Regions from separate parts of the Mus musculus genome. Here all the other regions are linked to region 3. The links are chromatin loops, found by intact Hi-C in ENCODE. Cell type or tissue: gastrocnemius. All regions are shown on one strand.

What was found. A loop is a pair of places that touch in the nucleus more often than their neighbours do. Peaks named below come from ENCODE experiments on the same cell type or tissue, not always from the same donor. Only the 100,000 strongest peaks of a DNase experiment are listed, where the experiment ranks them.
Region 1: it touches region 3 in a loop (6-fold over the local background); 26 of 42 quality-filtered maps call a loop at or near these places.
Region 2: it touches region 3 in a loop (2.1-fold over the local background); 21 of 42 quality-filtered maps call a loop at or near these places.

The regions. Positions count from the first base shown.
Region 1 is chr4:135,064,875-135,069,874 of GRCm38, reverse strand. No RefSeq gene overlaps it. Among named protein-coding and RNA genes, the nearest start is that of Gm42327, 16 kb to the right of the region's middle. In gastrocnemius, CTCF peaks have their summits at 2,533 (motif pointing right) and 2,971 (motif pointing left); DNase peaks (open chromatin) are centred at 2,548 and 2,950; H3K4me3 peaks cover 394 bases; H3K27ac peaks cover 209 bases.
Region 2 is chr4:135,015,119-135,020,118 of GRCm38, reverse strand. No RefSeq gene overlaps it. Among named protein-coding and RNA genes, the nearest start is that of Gm42327, 34 kb to the left of the region's middle. In gastrocnemius, a CTCF peak has its summit at 1,875 (motif pointing left); a DNase peak (open chromatin) is centred at 1,886.
Region 3 is chr4:135,203,641-135,208,640 of GRCm38, reverse strand. No RefSeq gene overlaps it. Among named protein-coding and RNA genes, the nearest start is that of Runx3, 54 kb to the right of the region's middle. In gastrocnemius, a CTCF peak has its summit at 2,119 (motif pointing right); DNase peaks (open chromatin) are centred at 2,116, 2,409, 3,227 and 4,321; H3K4me3 peaks cover 1,175 bases; H3K27ac peaks cover 328 bases.

The DNA.
Region 1 (5,000 bases), 140 kb after region 3:
TTTATTCTTAGAAACTCCACTCCAACCGGGCCCCCCGTTTTGTGGCTGGGGGGCGTCTAGGAACTGGGGCTCTCAGTCCGGGTCTGCCCTTTCCTGGGGCAGAAGCACAAGTCACGCGGCCTCCACAGCTGGCCGTGTTCCTTGTCTGTTCAGTTGGGGTGCAAAGCCCTGTCTGCTACCTCAGGGGGGACACTGTGTCCTGAAAGCCCACAGCTGGAAAGTCCCCATGGTTTTCATAAAAAGGATATAGCCAGGAAGGGAAGCAGGTAGCCCCAGCTCTAGGCCTGGCAGGTACAGGGCTGATCGGTACTTGCTTACTCTCAGCCTCGGCCTAATGTGAGACTTTGGTCAAGTCTACCAGTCATTGTATCCTCCCTCCCTCCCTTCCTTCCTTCCTTCCTTCCTTCCTTCCTTCCTAATAACTTATTTATTCATATTTTATGTGCTTTGGTGTTTTGCTTGCATGCATGTCTATATGAGGGTGTCACATCTTGGAGTTATAAGACAGTTGTGAGCGGCCATGTGGTTGTTGGGATTTGAACTCAGGACCTCTGGAAGAGCAGTCAAGGCTCTTCATCACTTAGCCATCTCTCCAGCCCCCACTGTCCTTTTCTTCTTGTGTATCTGTGCCTGTATTTACACACACGTGTGAGCATGTGCAGACGAGGGCACGTGCCTGTGTGAAGGCCAGAGGCCGGCCTCAGGTGTTCTGCCTCAGGAGCCTCTGATTTTGCTTTTGTTTTTGTTTTCAGTCAGAATCTCCTTGCCCTTGGGCTTGACAGATGGGCCAGGCTGAGGCTGTCTGGTCAGTGAGCTCGAGGGTCTGCAGGCTCTTTCTCCTTGGCGATCCCACCATATGCACACACCTGGCCCCAGAGCTGGGATTACAAGTGTGTACAACCACACCCAGCTTTATATGGGGTAAACTCAGGTCCTCATGCATATATAAGCCTCCAACCGAGCCCCTTCCCGGCCCCTCTGGGCCTTTCTCTATGGCCAGGGGACAGGTCTTAGCATCCAGGATGGTCACAGGACCCAGCAAAAACAACATGCACAGAGACACTCTGGAATGTTCTCAGTGGTACACTAAGAAGCACTTCTTAGTGGAACTGGACCCGAACTCACATCTTGTAGGCTTGGAGTTTGCTACCTGGCCCTGGGCCTCCCAGTGTGGGAGAGAATTCTCAACCCCTTGGACGGGCCACCAGAAGAAGGAGCCCACTTACCTGTTCCTGCCTCCATGGAGAAGTGACAAATCTCTTTGTCTGGTTCCAGCAAGTCTCTGAGATGCCATACTTGGGGTGGGACGGGCTCTGCAGTCCTGGATGGCCAAGCCCACAGTGGAGTGAAAGGCTAATCTGCCTGCAACAGGCCCACAGCCCATGAGCCTTAGGGACATCGGGGAGTTCCGACTCAGATTTTGTCAAATGCTTATAGGCAAAATTAAAAATAAAATAAAATGAAATGAAATGAAATGAAATAAAATAAAATAAAAAAGAGCAGTCTGCCTTCCTGCCTCGTCTGTAGAGGAGGAATAGGAGGAGCCCTGGCGACAAGGAAGAGGGAGGATCAGTTGGCATTCCGGTATGGCTCCTTTTTCTGGGAAGCTCAGAGCTCGCCACGTCTAGGTTGGCAATGGCTGGAGCTGAAGGAGTCAGCCCCATTCATACAGTCAGGCTGGGTCTGCCTGTACTATCCCCACCACCACCACCTAACAACAACGTTGTCACTGACACCCCCACCACCGGCAACATCACTTACCACGGTTGACACCATCTCACACCACTGTGACCATCACCGCCCTTACCACCTCCCCCTCCCCCACAGCTCACCGTCACCTTTGCCTCAATTACCAGCCACTACTGTCACCATCATCACCACCGCCACCACCACCACCATCTTCACCACCACCACAACTAACACCACCTCCTCTATCCCCACCAGACCCTGGGCCAGCCACTTTGCCTCTGTCACTACTACAGGAAAAGGACTCCCTTCTCCAACTGAAGCCTCGCCTACAGACTCACCCCAGTGGGGATGAGGGCCAGCCTCAGGGCTCTGCCATGGCTGCAGCAGTCAGACCTGCAAATGCCTGCTGCAAGATGAACATAAGCGCTCTTGGAGAAAGGGGGCAGAAGAATCTATTACAGAGAAGAGACATGTTGACCACACACACGGTCTTCGCAACTGACGGACGTGAAGTAAGACACATTATGCTTTTCAAATTACTCTTGGGGAGACAAAAGCACAGAAATTTAAAGGCTTGTCCAAGGCCAGGTATCTAATATAGAATGAGGCTGTGATTTGAACCCAGGAACCTCACACCAGAATCCCCAATCCTGACCACTTCACTACACTGCCAGATTGGAGGCCCAGACCCTCACTGTCAGCAGTATCATTGACCCTGCAGTTTTTAACCTAAGACACAGTAGACGCTCAACAAAAAGAAGCCAGTTTATTGATAATACTGAAGCCCCTCCCCCACTCCTGCTCCTTCCTTCCCTGAGCCCGCCAGGCCGGAGGCTGTTGCTGCAGTTCCATAGCCAGCCAAGAGAGGGCAGCATGCAAAACAGTTCAAGAACTTTCCCGGGGCGCCAGAAGGAATTGGGAGGAAGTGGAGCTAAGACTTTGTGGCTGGCGTGAAGGCAGTTAGTGACCCAGAACAAATTCAAACAGACTCTGATGAGACGTGTTCTCTCATCCTCAGCTGAGATAACTGAGGGCCAGAGATGGAAGCGTCCTTGTCCACGATCACACAGCCAGTAAGTGGCAGAGACAAGTTAACAGTTTCAGTCTTCTGATTCGTTTTTCCCTTACCCAAATGGAAGGCAAGGAGATAGACCAGGCCTCCTCGCGTCTGCAGGATAAGACCAGGAACAGGACTAGCCTATGGTAAAAGTGACTAGCCCTGGGCAACACCTCACACCTGCACATAGCCCGGCCGCCCCCTAGTGGCGATGACGGTCAGTTTTCGTAGGCTCTGATAGTCTCTGCATGACCTTGCTAGCTGAGTTCTTCCTGAAGTCACCACTGCAGCTCTGGCGAATATGGTCTCACTCCTGGAAGACTCCTGGAAGGGGGAGGGGCTCTACTTTCACAGAGACGAGACCCATTTTCTTCTAGGAATAGCATCCTCTGATGAAGAGCAGAACTTACAAAATTTGCAGAGTGCCAGTTGGTGAGACTTTGGGGGTGGGGTGATTAGATAAGGAAGAAGAATAGAGTACATTTTAGAGAAGAGTGGAGTTATTAGCTGTGTCCAGAGGTGCCTGAGCAGCTAGCCCAGTGGAGAAGAAATGAGCGAGAGATGCAGACAGCATTCCATGCAGATGAGATAGCAGTACAGAGGCCCTCGGGCTGCTCTCCGGGGCTCACGTAGATAACATAGATACAGACCACTGTGGTTCCCACTTCTCGGAGACTCCTAACTTTTCGAGGATCTTTTGAGCCTTGTAGGGAAGAAACAAAGGTTCAGAAAGGTCATGTTGGAGGTCACAGGGTAAATCAGTGGCAGAGTTCAACTGAAACCCCAGGCTTCTGCCTCCCAGGTCAGGCTATTTAGAGAGTGGCCTTGGATTCCAAAGTTTCTATAGCATATCACCACTGGCATACACACACACACACACACACACACACACACACACACACACACACACACACCTGAGGTGTGAGGGGCAGGACATAGTCTCCAAAGTGTGGATCCATTCAGGATAGGTGCCAAGAGCACCTCAGGCATGGTCTGATGCACCCAGCCATAGTGGGGCTGTAAGTGGGACATCTCCTGTGCCTCCCCCTCGGGGTGGAGGAAGTCTGCTCAGAGAGCTCATGTGCTTGCCAATTGGCAGGGGTGAGTGGCCACCAAACATCAGAGGCAGGATGACCACTGCCCAGGCCAGGAAGCAGGGCTCACCTGTGGCCATGGTCAGCATCCAGCCAGGGCTGAGGTTTGGAGCTGGACCACGGATCTCGAATCAGGCTGAGAGTCAGCATGGGGTTTGGTTCAAGGGTCTGTGGCAAGGGACAGTTACCAGGCTGGGTTCAAATAAGAACTCATCCATCGCCAGAGAGCAGAATGGCCAAGGTTGAGGCTCTCTGTGGCTAGAGGGAAGGGTAGACATGTGGGCCAGGCAGGGACAAAGTCACAGTCACAGGCCTGATCCTGAGGGCTGGACAGAGGAAACAGGCAGGTTCACTTCCACCCTGCCAATCTCAGCCAGGCTGGGCAGCTCAGCCTCCCACCACCCTAACCAACCCCATGGCTAGTGGTCTTGGCTGAGATAACACTGTGCCTTCACATCTTTCTGTAGCTGTGCTAAAACACTCTGAGAAACGCAGTTTAAAGGAGAAACAGTTTGTCTCGGGAATCCAGGTTACAGAGCATCATTGTGGAGAAGTTAAGTCAGCAGATACTTAAAGCAGCCACCCACATTGTATCCACCATCAAGAGCAGCTAGAGATGAATTAATGCATGCATGCCAGCACTCGGCCCCTTCTCCACTCTTACACAGCCCAGGGAATAGTGCCACCCACAGTGGGCAGGCATGCCTGATCTACACAGTCCCTCATTGACACTCTTTCCAAGGTGATAACTTCAGTCAAGTTGAGAACTAACAGTAACTACTCCCATTTAGCAGACAGAGGTACTGAGCCCAGGACCTGCCTAGCTTCCTTGGTGTGTCCCTGCACATCTGTGACCAAAGGGATCGCAACTGAACCAGTCAATTTAAGGGAGCAGAGATCGTGAGCTGGGGGAAGACAGGTTGTAGTGAGGACTGGGATCTTGTGAGCTCCAGGAACTATTCATTGGCAGCTGCTGGGAGGTCTGGCCATTTGCTTGTTCATTGATGAGTTTATTTGACAAATGCCTCCTTCTTGGACCTCTCTGGGTCTCGTTTCCTGAGTGGTTATTGGGAACTAATGAGAGTGCAGGCCCAGAGAGTGGGTGTGAGTTCCAAACACAGAGAGTGCACAAGGGTGCCGGTCTCCCCACCATCTCCCCA
Region 2 (5,000 bases), 190 kb after region 3:
CCTCCATCCTCTCAGGTCCCCAAGAGGCCTGAGGACAGCTGTCATGCAGCCTGAGTGTGCCCTTTCCAGGAACTCACCAGAGACGCCTCACCAGGAAGGAAGGAAGAAGAGGAGGAGGAGGAATAGAAGGAGGGGGAGGACAAAGAGGAAGAGGCAGAGGAAGAGGAGAAGGAAGAGGGAAGGAAGAGAGGGAGGAGGAGGAGAGGGAGGAAGAGGCGCTACTCGTTGCCTACTGGTCCAGAGCTCCTCTACCAAGTGGGAGACAAAGAGAACTGTGGCCCCTTTTGTCAGCAACCCCAAGTTGGTGACAAACTCAGAGAGCATTCTTTTGTCTCCTCCCTGTCCAAACCCCTCTGATCTCTGGCCCAGCTCAGGTGGGGGCGGGGGGGGGGGGTGGTCCTGAGGCTCAGTCAGTGGAGGTAGAGGCAAGATCTGCATTTTAACAAATGCTAGCAAGCACCTGTCATGAAGCGGTCACCTGCCATTTCTTGAACGCCACTGGAGGAAGGAAAATTCAAAACTATAAGGCTAACCAGGGATTCAGGACTGTTGTTCCAGCTACTTAGGAAGCTGAGGCAGGGGGATTGGAAAGTCAAGGGCTGCAGAGCAAATCCAAGGCCAGTCTGGGCAAATCAATGAGACCGTGTGTGGAAATAGGGGCCTGCCTAGCATGGGTAAAGCCCCGAGTTTCATGGCCAACACTGTAGCACAATGTCACTTTGTGTCTGACTTGAGATGTGACTCATGCTGAGAGACACTGTCTGTATAATGAGGTGTCTGTGGGCTGTTTGCAGCTTTAGCTTTTATCTTTCATTGCATCTCCTAGATCATCTGCAATAAGCACCAGTTATTTTTAGTCAGAGCAGAACATGTGAGCCCTTTGTTGGGGACTCTGCCCACAAGAGCTAGCTGACCCTGCTCCCTAACTCTGGCCTCATGGAGGCTTGGCTCTTTGCTGTTGCCACACTTGTCCCCCAGCTCCCCACAAAAAGGCCTGACCTGGGACTTCTGGTTCAGATCCTTCCAGGTGCCCTCACAGGTAGCGTACTCTCTTCCACGAGCAGACCTGCAGCCAACAGGACCTTGTCAAGTGTGCAACACCATGGACGCCACCAGTGTTCTTCAGCTCAGAAGCCTTGGTCACGCCTGAGCTCTGCCCAAGCCTGCTGCTCTGCCCCTATGCCAGGTTCTGGGGTGATCCAGCCTGCCCTCAATACCCACCAGCCTGTCCAGTATCACAGAACAACCCTGGGTGGTTCTATACTGAATGTCCTTCTTTCATTGTGAGCTATGCTGGCTGTAAATGTGAACACAGGTTTGCAGGGTCTAGAGAGGCAACTTCTTCATGCTCACAGCCATGACGAATCAACAAGTAGGCTCCTTGTTCTGACATGGTCTTGCAGGGAGACCGTACCCAAATCAACCCAGCATCTCTGCATCGATAGACAATTCTGTCCAGTAATGAAACTGCTTTAAAGAGAGGTGGCAGATACCGGACACGCCTGCTGTGCCCTCCATGGCTTCACCCTGACAGACATTACTAATGAATCTTAGGATCCTTTGCTGTGGAGTCAAATCCATACCTCAGAATTTGTCTTAACACTGTGTACCAAGCAAAACAAACATTCAAGGCAAAAGCAGTTTACTTTTGTAACAAACTAGCTGATTAAAATGTAAAAAACCGTCAATCCTCAGTTCTCCAAGCTGAAGAACAGTGGTCAACACAGTGAACTGAGATGAGTTTTGGGTAAGAGTCCGCATTAAAGCCTGTTCGGAAGTCAGACTTCCTGCAGCCACCAACCATCATAAGCCAACTCCAGACCAACTACTTCCACCTTCCTGGAACCGACCGCTGGTCATTCGGCTGGCGCCCCCTACTGTCCAACAGTCTTTACTGCAAGTTTTCCATTTCCCCTCCTAGAGGAAGCACACACTGGCATGATCCCCGCACTGGGCCACACTGTCTCCTACTAACTGGGGAGGGCGGGGAGGAGGGGGTGGTTCTGTGTGACCCTGCTCTGTGTCTTCCCTTCCTCACCACATGTCATTCACACAGAGTTCTGTGGTCCATCCTCAGTTGGTAAACTCAGACCACCTGAGGAGAGGAGCCTGGTTCTTGGTCACACAAGTCCAGGACAAAACCAGGACTCGGAACTCTATAGTCCCAAATTTATGCTTTCTTTAGCGCCTTACCCTGTTCCTCCTCTCAAAAAAAGGCAGAAAAGCAGCCACCTTGGGCTCTGGAGCCCCTGGGATCCCCCAGGGCCTTCATCTATTTCCAGGTTGGCCTGGAACTGTGGAGAGATCTCTCTGGGGCAGTCCTCAGTCCCATGCCAGGGGCATCCCTTCCCCCACTTCTCTGAGCTCATCTCTTCACATGCTGGTGTGGGGGTGGGGAAAGGTGTGGTGGGGTCCCTCAAATGTCACTTCTGCTAGGAGCCCATCTTCCACCACCTGCAGGTCACACCACACTCCTCACTCTCTGTCTGTGTGGCCCTGAACATAGGGCAGGCACCCGATAATTACTTGTTGACTGGATAAATTAAGACCTCAAAACGGGAATAACAAAGGAGTCATGGACTGGGAACCAATGGGTTCGGGAATCGAGACTTGAGCTGGGTGTGGAGGCAAACACCTTTAATCCCAGCACTTGAGCAGGAGAGGAAGGCAGATTTCTGAGTTCGAGACCAGCCTGGTCTACATAGCCAGTTGCAGGACAGTCAGGACTACACAGAGAAACACCTCCTCTCCCTCTAGAAATAAATCTAGGTTTGGGGATACCCCCACTGTTGGGTAACCTTGGCAAATGTGTTAGTTACTCTACTCAGGGCTTAGACAAAAGTGACTTAAGAAAAGATCCAGTTTATTTGGGCTTAGAGTTCTAAGAGGCACAGTTTATCCTAGTGAGGAAGGTGTGGATGTGGGAACAAGAGTCACAGGACAGGTAGGAAGCCAAAAGTGACAAAGCTAGTGCTCGGCCCACTTCCTCCTTAGTGTGACGTCCTGGACCCCAATTCATGGGACGGTCCTACCCACATGTAGAGTGCATCTTCCCACCTGAATTGACCTAATCTAGAGGACTTCTCTCAGGCATAACCAGAGATTGGTTTCCATGGTGATTTTAAATTCTCATGAAGTTGACAATCGAGATCAGCATCATGAGTGGCAGCCTCTGAGCCTGGAAGTTTCTGGCAGGGAGACCCCTTTTGCAGAGTGCAGCCGAATCCTGAGCTCGATGAGGAGGGGAAGGAGCCAAGTCCCCTCGGGAAGGGAGAGAGTCCTGGTGAGCAACCCCACAGACCAAGCCAGCCTCTGGGATAAGTGCAGATGGCCTGCAGCTCCGAGTAGGAGGCCCAGAGACTGGGAGATAGGCCGCCCAGCCGCTGCCCAGGTGTGCCTGTTTGATCCCGGGGTGGGAAAGGGAGCCAGCAGCTTGACTGTGGGGCCCTCATCCCAGCTGGTGCCAGCGCTGGAGCCAGCCATGCCTGTGTCCAGATGACCTGGCAACACTAGGCATATGGAAAACTTGGGTGCTGCCAGCCTCAGGGGTAGAGGTCATAGGCCCTGCCCAGGGTCACAGGGGACTCATGGTTTCCATGCGCAAAGAGGTTTGGGGAGGAATGTGCAGTTCAGGTAGAGATGAGATAGGAGCTACCCACAGCTGCTAAGCAAAGGCTCGAAGGCTGCTAGGTAGGAATTGGATCAGGACCATGGCCAGGAAGGGCCACCAAGGACCCAAGCGTTACTTGGCCCATACGTTCAGGAACTGGAGCAATGGCTAGCTGCTCTCCATCCAGGCAGAAGTGGATGTAGACAGAAAGCAGGCTGGCCCTCTGACCCCTTCAATGACAGAAACATGTAAGGCACCATGTTCTAGATGGCCCCACAGTGACACTTCACCCATCAGTGTCTTAGTTAGGGTTTTACTGCTGTGAACAGACACCATGACCAAGGCAACTCTTATAAGGACAACATTTAATTGGGGCTGGTTTACAGGTTCAGAGGTTCAGTCCATTATCATCAAGGTGAGAACATGGCAGCATCCAGACAGGCATGGTGCAGGACTTGCTGAGGGTTCTACATCTCCATCTGAAGGCAGCTAGCAGAATCCTGGCTTCCAGGCAGCTAGGGTGAGGGTCTTAAAGCCCAAACTCACAGTGACACACCTACTCCAACAGGGCCACACCTCTAAATAGTGCCACTCCCTGGGCTAAACGTATACAAACCATCACAATCAGGAAATACTTTAGTCCCTAATTCTTACTAGGGTGGCAGTGACTAAGGGGAGATTAACCTAGGTTCAGATAAAGATCCCCTAAATACATTATCTCAGAATAACTAGGCAGAAAGTGGAAGGGGTGCAGGGAGTTCTAGCTGACATTTTATAAATGTCCCAAGAAGCCCTCAACACATGCACCTCCAACTGTGACTCTGCCTTCTGGCCATTCCGGATCCTGGTGCAGCAGAAACTGACGTCCTAGCCCTTGTTCCATCTCCTTCTACCTCTGATAGGGTCACCTCCTGACATCACCTCAGAGCCTGGCCACACCCCTCTGCGTGATAGCAATTCTAGGTTTCTTTGCTGGGCTGGAGGAGGTGGTCTCTGCCCTTTGGTTCCTCTGGCTATCCCTGTTCCAACTTAGCCCAAGAGGTAGGTGCTAGCTCCAGCTTAGACTTTGCAAATGGCAGCTTCCTAAGGTAAGTAGGTAACTTACCCTAAGATCCAGGGTTTGGGAGGCCCCTGCTCTAGAGGGGCTGGAAGAAGGGAGAAGGTGGTGGGCAGAAGCCCTCAGGGTGGGGACCCCATTCTGGACAAGGGATGGCCAGAGCACCTGAAGAATAAGCCCCATGACAGGGTGACAGTTCCTCCCTGTTCTGCCCCCTGCACCTGTCTTCCTTGTGACAGGTATCCAAAGGGAACTTCGCAAACTGTCGTCGGTCTACCTCAGCCCAGAAGCCCTCCAGATCTCCACCATGTGCAGCCTCCCACACCATCCCAG
Region 3 (5,000 bases):
ACATACACACACATATATGTGTGGCCTATATAAATGGCATATATTTTTATATAATATACATTATATATTGTATATATGGCCTATATAAATGACATACGTATAATATATATATTGTATATATGGCCTATATAAATGGCATGTATATACATACACACATACATATATAGTCTACTTTGGTCAGGTTGATTAAAGTCAGTGGAAGGGGGCAGTGATGAGCAAGGGAGGGCTCTAGAAAGAGCTGGGAGGGTAGATGGGAGAAGGAAAGAATTTAGATATGAAGCAGGAGGGGGGACTATTGGAGAGCAGGAGGGTACAGGGACTACTGTATTCACATCATCTTTACAGCTCTGCTGTCTGCAGCACTCAAATACTAGAGACAGCTCCCACGGCCTTCAGACTAGGGGATAAGCTGGCATGGAGGTCTGTATAATGAGCCCGGAAAAGGCACGAGGTAGTGATAGATGGCACAGTATGGATGAACCAAAGAACTGCTCCGCAGTACAAGCTAGACTCCAATGGTCATTCTGTAGGGTACCCCTTATTCCAAGTGTCCTTACTGGAGTACTGGGGATATAGGACCAGGGAGTTTGTTGGCCAGTCAGTCTAGCAAATACATTGAACTGTATGCTGATCTGTGGAGACAATCTGACCTCTGCATGTGCACGTACTTAGGAGAACACACACAAATACGGGGGTGGGGAGGAGAGAGAGAGAGAGAACGAGAACTATCTAAAGCAGACAACAGCAAAGGTCCAAACCAACTGAAAACCAGGAAAGCCAGACCGGCATGAAAGTCTCATGGGCTCCAGCCTGCACCTGTGTAATGAAGTCCCGGGCAACAGGGCAGGAGCTGCACTTGATGAATAGTGCCCGAGATCTCTCTAAAAACTGAATAAAGGAATCAACCTCAAATCTATGAAACTTCTCTAAAGTCCATGCAGAATAAAAACAAATTCAACACACCTAAACATATCATGGTGAAACTGCCCACCCTTTAAAGCAGTCTGAAGTCGGCCCGAGAAGCGGACGGAGCAGAGCCAGTGAGGGGACCACAGGGAAACCAGGGTGGCCTTGCAACTGGGGGACAGGGCATCTTTAATGAGGGAAGTCTGCCCTATAAATTTCCATAATCCGGGAAGATACCTTCCACTTGGAGGGCAAACGGGCAGAATAGGGCTCTAATTCTTTTGTAAGGCAGAAATGGGGCTTGTGATGGGGATCCCGTGGTGCACTGGTTGCCTGGCAAGCCTGAAGCCCTGGGTTCAATCCTGCTACTGTGTGGATCTGTAACCTCAGCTCTAAGGAGGTAAACACAGGACGGTACGAAGCTCAGGGTCATCTTTGGCTAGATAGTGAGTTCAAAGCCAGCCTGGGATATAATACCCGGTCTCAAAAAAAAAATTTTTTTTGTTGTTGTTGTTCCAAAGAAAAGAGGTGGGGAGAGAAAGAGAGGACAGAGTTAAATAGCAACCAAATAGACCTAACTGATTTATGAGAAATACTACATTCGACAGCTTCAGGGAAGGTTGAAGGGCCCATGGAGCAGAGTCTAGCAAAGCAGAGCAGGTACTCTGGTCTGTAATTCAGTCCCTAGGACAATCCCCTCTCAGGCACCACTGCCAAGCTTCCTGGCCACACACTGCCATTTCAACACCTTCATTTAACAAACGTGTGAATAGTACATTAGCAACTATTCTGAATGCCATACCATATTAGAGCTCTTTTATGGTCCTTATATAGAAAGTTCCCATTTCTGGATAAGGAAACTCAACCCCAGGGGTGTAAGACATTTGTTTGGTACACAGCTAGGAAACCACAGTTCCGAAGATGGACTGTAGCGGCATGAAGTCTGTAATCTTTAGAAGCCTGACTCCTTTTCTCATTAAGGTTGGCAACCAAACTAATTAGATTGTCAGGAAAACTGAGGCCCGTCTAGGGCGCACCCGACACTGGGTTTGTTCTCTGGGGGCACGTCTCTGGCAACAAACACAAGTTAAGAAGCCCAGACAAGTTGTGCACACCTGCTTTAATACTTCGTGGCAAGAGGCCAGGTGGACCCTGCTCTGAAAGCCTTGGCTGTCACCAGACGGGCGAAGGCTTTCTCCAAACAGCCGGCAGAGGGCGCAGGCGACCCTCTCTCAGGCGCCACTTCTGCAAACCGCGCGGGGCCAGCTGCAGGACGCCGGCAGTTTGGGGAGTTGTCAGTTCAGATCCGCAGCGTCGCCGGCTTCCTTCCTCTTTATCAGATCTGTCAGGGCCGCGGCGTGTCGTGAAGGCACCTCCGGCCTCCTTCCCTCCTTCCTGTGGCGAACGGACGCAGCCATCTAGCGAGCGAGCGACACTTCGCACCCTGACACTTCGCACCCCGGGGGCCAGGCGGGGCAGGGGGAGGAGCGACACCTGCTGCAAGATCGGTTCACGCGTGGGCCCTTTGCGCCTCTGCACCCTCTTCTCGCCTGTGCCCGGCACACTGCCAGGTTTGCGTGGCAGCTAGGTCGAGGTGGAGAGAAGGCGCTGCTGCCATCTTTCTAGGGGTCCCTGGACCCCGGTGGCTCCCAGCACGGTGCATGCATGGCTGTGGCCTGAGCCATACTGAGCGGTAGGTAGGTGCCACCTAAAAGAAAGAGGTGACAGTGCACGAAATATCTCTAAAGATCGGTGACATTATCTTCATAAAAAGTATCTTAGGGTCTAATAGAACGTGTCACTAGGTCTGCACTCAGAAGGGCCATTGGAGAGGAGGAAGGAGGAGTGGGGGAGGGGTGGAGTATCTTGAAGCACCTAGGACAACAGTCCTAAGCAAGAGTCCCCTTACTCTCTGACTCCCTCCCTAAACAAGAGCAAACTATTTGTAAATAAGACCGGCCCCAAACTCACAGAGATCCTCCTGCCTCTGTCTCCTGAGTGCTGGAATTAAAGGCATGTGTCACCATGCCAGGCTAGAGCAAACTATTTTCATTCAACTAGCTTTAACAGAAAAGTAACCTGCTTCCTCCCTTCCTTCTTTCCTCCCTCCCTCTCCCTCTTTTTCTCCCTCTTTTTTTTTTCTCCCTCTGTTCCCTCCTCCATTCCTCCTTTAGTGCCTAGTTAGATGCTGTCATCTCCCATGTTAGCAGGGGCTGGCCAGATTGACTTTTGGCCCAGCAGTGGGGCAGCCCAGATCTTACCAAGGGGATATTCAGCAGTCTCTCCGGGGATGCTAGGAGAGTCCAGCGGTCCCAGGGACACCTGCTGCGCTGCGTGCTCTGGCTCAGTGGGGTGTGGAAGAGGCTGGTCCTGTTCAGTCCGACAGGGATTTTAGGTCTGGGGAAAGCAGGAGGATTAGAGGAGGCTTGGGACACCTGAATCCCAGCACTTGGAGGTTGGGGGGAGAATTGGGAGGTCAATGCTGGGCAGTGGTGGCTCATGCCTTTAATCCCAGCACTTGGGAGGCAGAGGCAGGCGGATTTCTGAGTTCCAGGACAGCCTGGTCTACAGAGTGAGTTCCAGGACAGCCAGGGCTATACAGAGAAACCCTGTCTCAAAGAAACCAAAAAACAAAAACCAAAAACCAAAAACCAAAAAAAAAAAAAAAAAAAAAAAAAAAAAGCCCGAATTGGGAGGTCAGCCTCTGTTGGGCAGAAACTCCTTCAAAGCATCCAAACAATTTTGCCCCAGGCTGGGGAGATGACACAGTGGATAAAGTGCTAACAAATGGATCTGGGTAGACATGGCAACCCTGGGGAGGTGAAGACTGAGGTCTCTGGGTAAGCTGGCTAGATGACACTAGCCCTCCATCGTTAAGCCCAGGGTTTAATTGACAGAGCCTACTTTTATGAACAAGATGGAGGACAATGGAGGCAGATCTATCAACCTTGGGACGTCACAGACACGCCTACAGCCTACATATGCCCACTCGTACAGATGAGAACACACACACCCCATGACCTCACACCACATCTGTATGCTAACAGAAAAATGTTTTGCCTCCTCTTTAAAAGTTAAAAAACAAACAAACAAACAAACAAACCAAACCAAACCAAACCTGCTCCCTATTCCTACAGATCCTTCTGGGACTCAGGGGTCCCTGCAGGAACCTCGAGGTCACCTGTTTTGCAGTTTTGATCGGGAAATGTGAATAACTGTAAACACAGACCATCCCAAGTTCCCAGCCCGGGATCAGTTTTGCCACTGCCACTGGCAGTTGGTTTTTGAAGGGAAAATCCAGCAGGGCTCTGCCGTCACATTTGAACTTGACATTCTACACCTGCTTTTCCTTATCTGATGTCAAGTAGAAATCAATCATGACAGCAGGAAGCTGGATTGTCTCCAGCGTCTGTGTGACAAGGATGGCCAAGGCCGGAGTTCCTTGCCAGAGAGGGACTGCAGGGGGTTAGTGCTGATCTGGTACAAACCCTCGAGGCTCAATGGGGGCAGGATGGGGGTGGGGTGGGTGGATGGGGGCCGTAGCTATGGGGCCACACCTGTATCTTTATCCTCTCCTGCCAGATTTTACGGGTCTCTCCAGCTCTGGGGTAGCACAATGCCACTCGCCAGGCGCCAGGCCACAGGCAATCCTTGACACCCAGTGTCCATTTCAGGTTAAAACACATCTGTATGGGGCAGCCTGATGCTTTCCCAGTATCAGTGTCGTGGCTAGATGTGACTAAACAGAGACATTGGGTTTTTCTGTCTTCCACAAGCATCGGGAATAGCAAGGGAGAGCAATGTAAATAGAGACAGGCAGGCAGTGCAAGCCAGGCTTGAGGCTGATTCACGAACGCGCCGCTACGGACACCCTCACAGACATTTACCCAACCAACCTCAACTGACCCATGAAGGAACTTTGCAGAGAGAAAAAGACAAAGGGTGAAGAAGAAAGAGTACCGCTGTTTTGTTTTATTTGTTTTGTTTTATTTTATTTTTATTGCTTAGGCGATGACGAAAGTCTTTCTGCTCACTGAGAATGTTTGGAAAGCACCGGAAGCAAGAGGCTTGGCAGCAGCCCCACCCCCACCCTC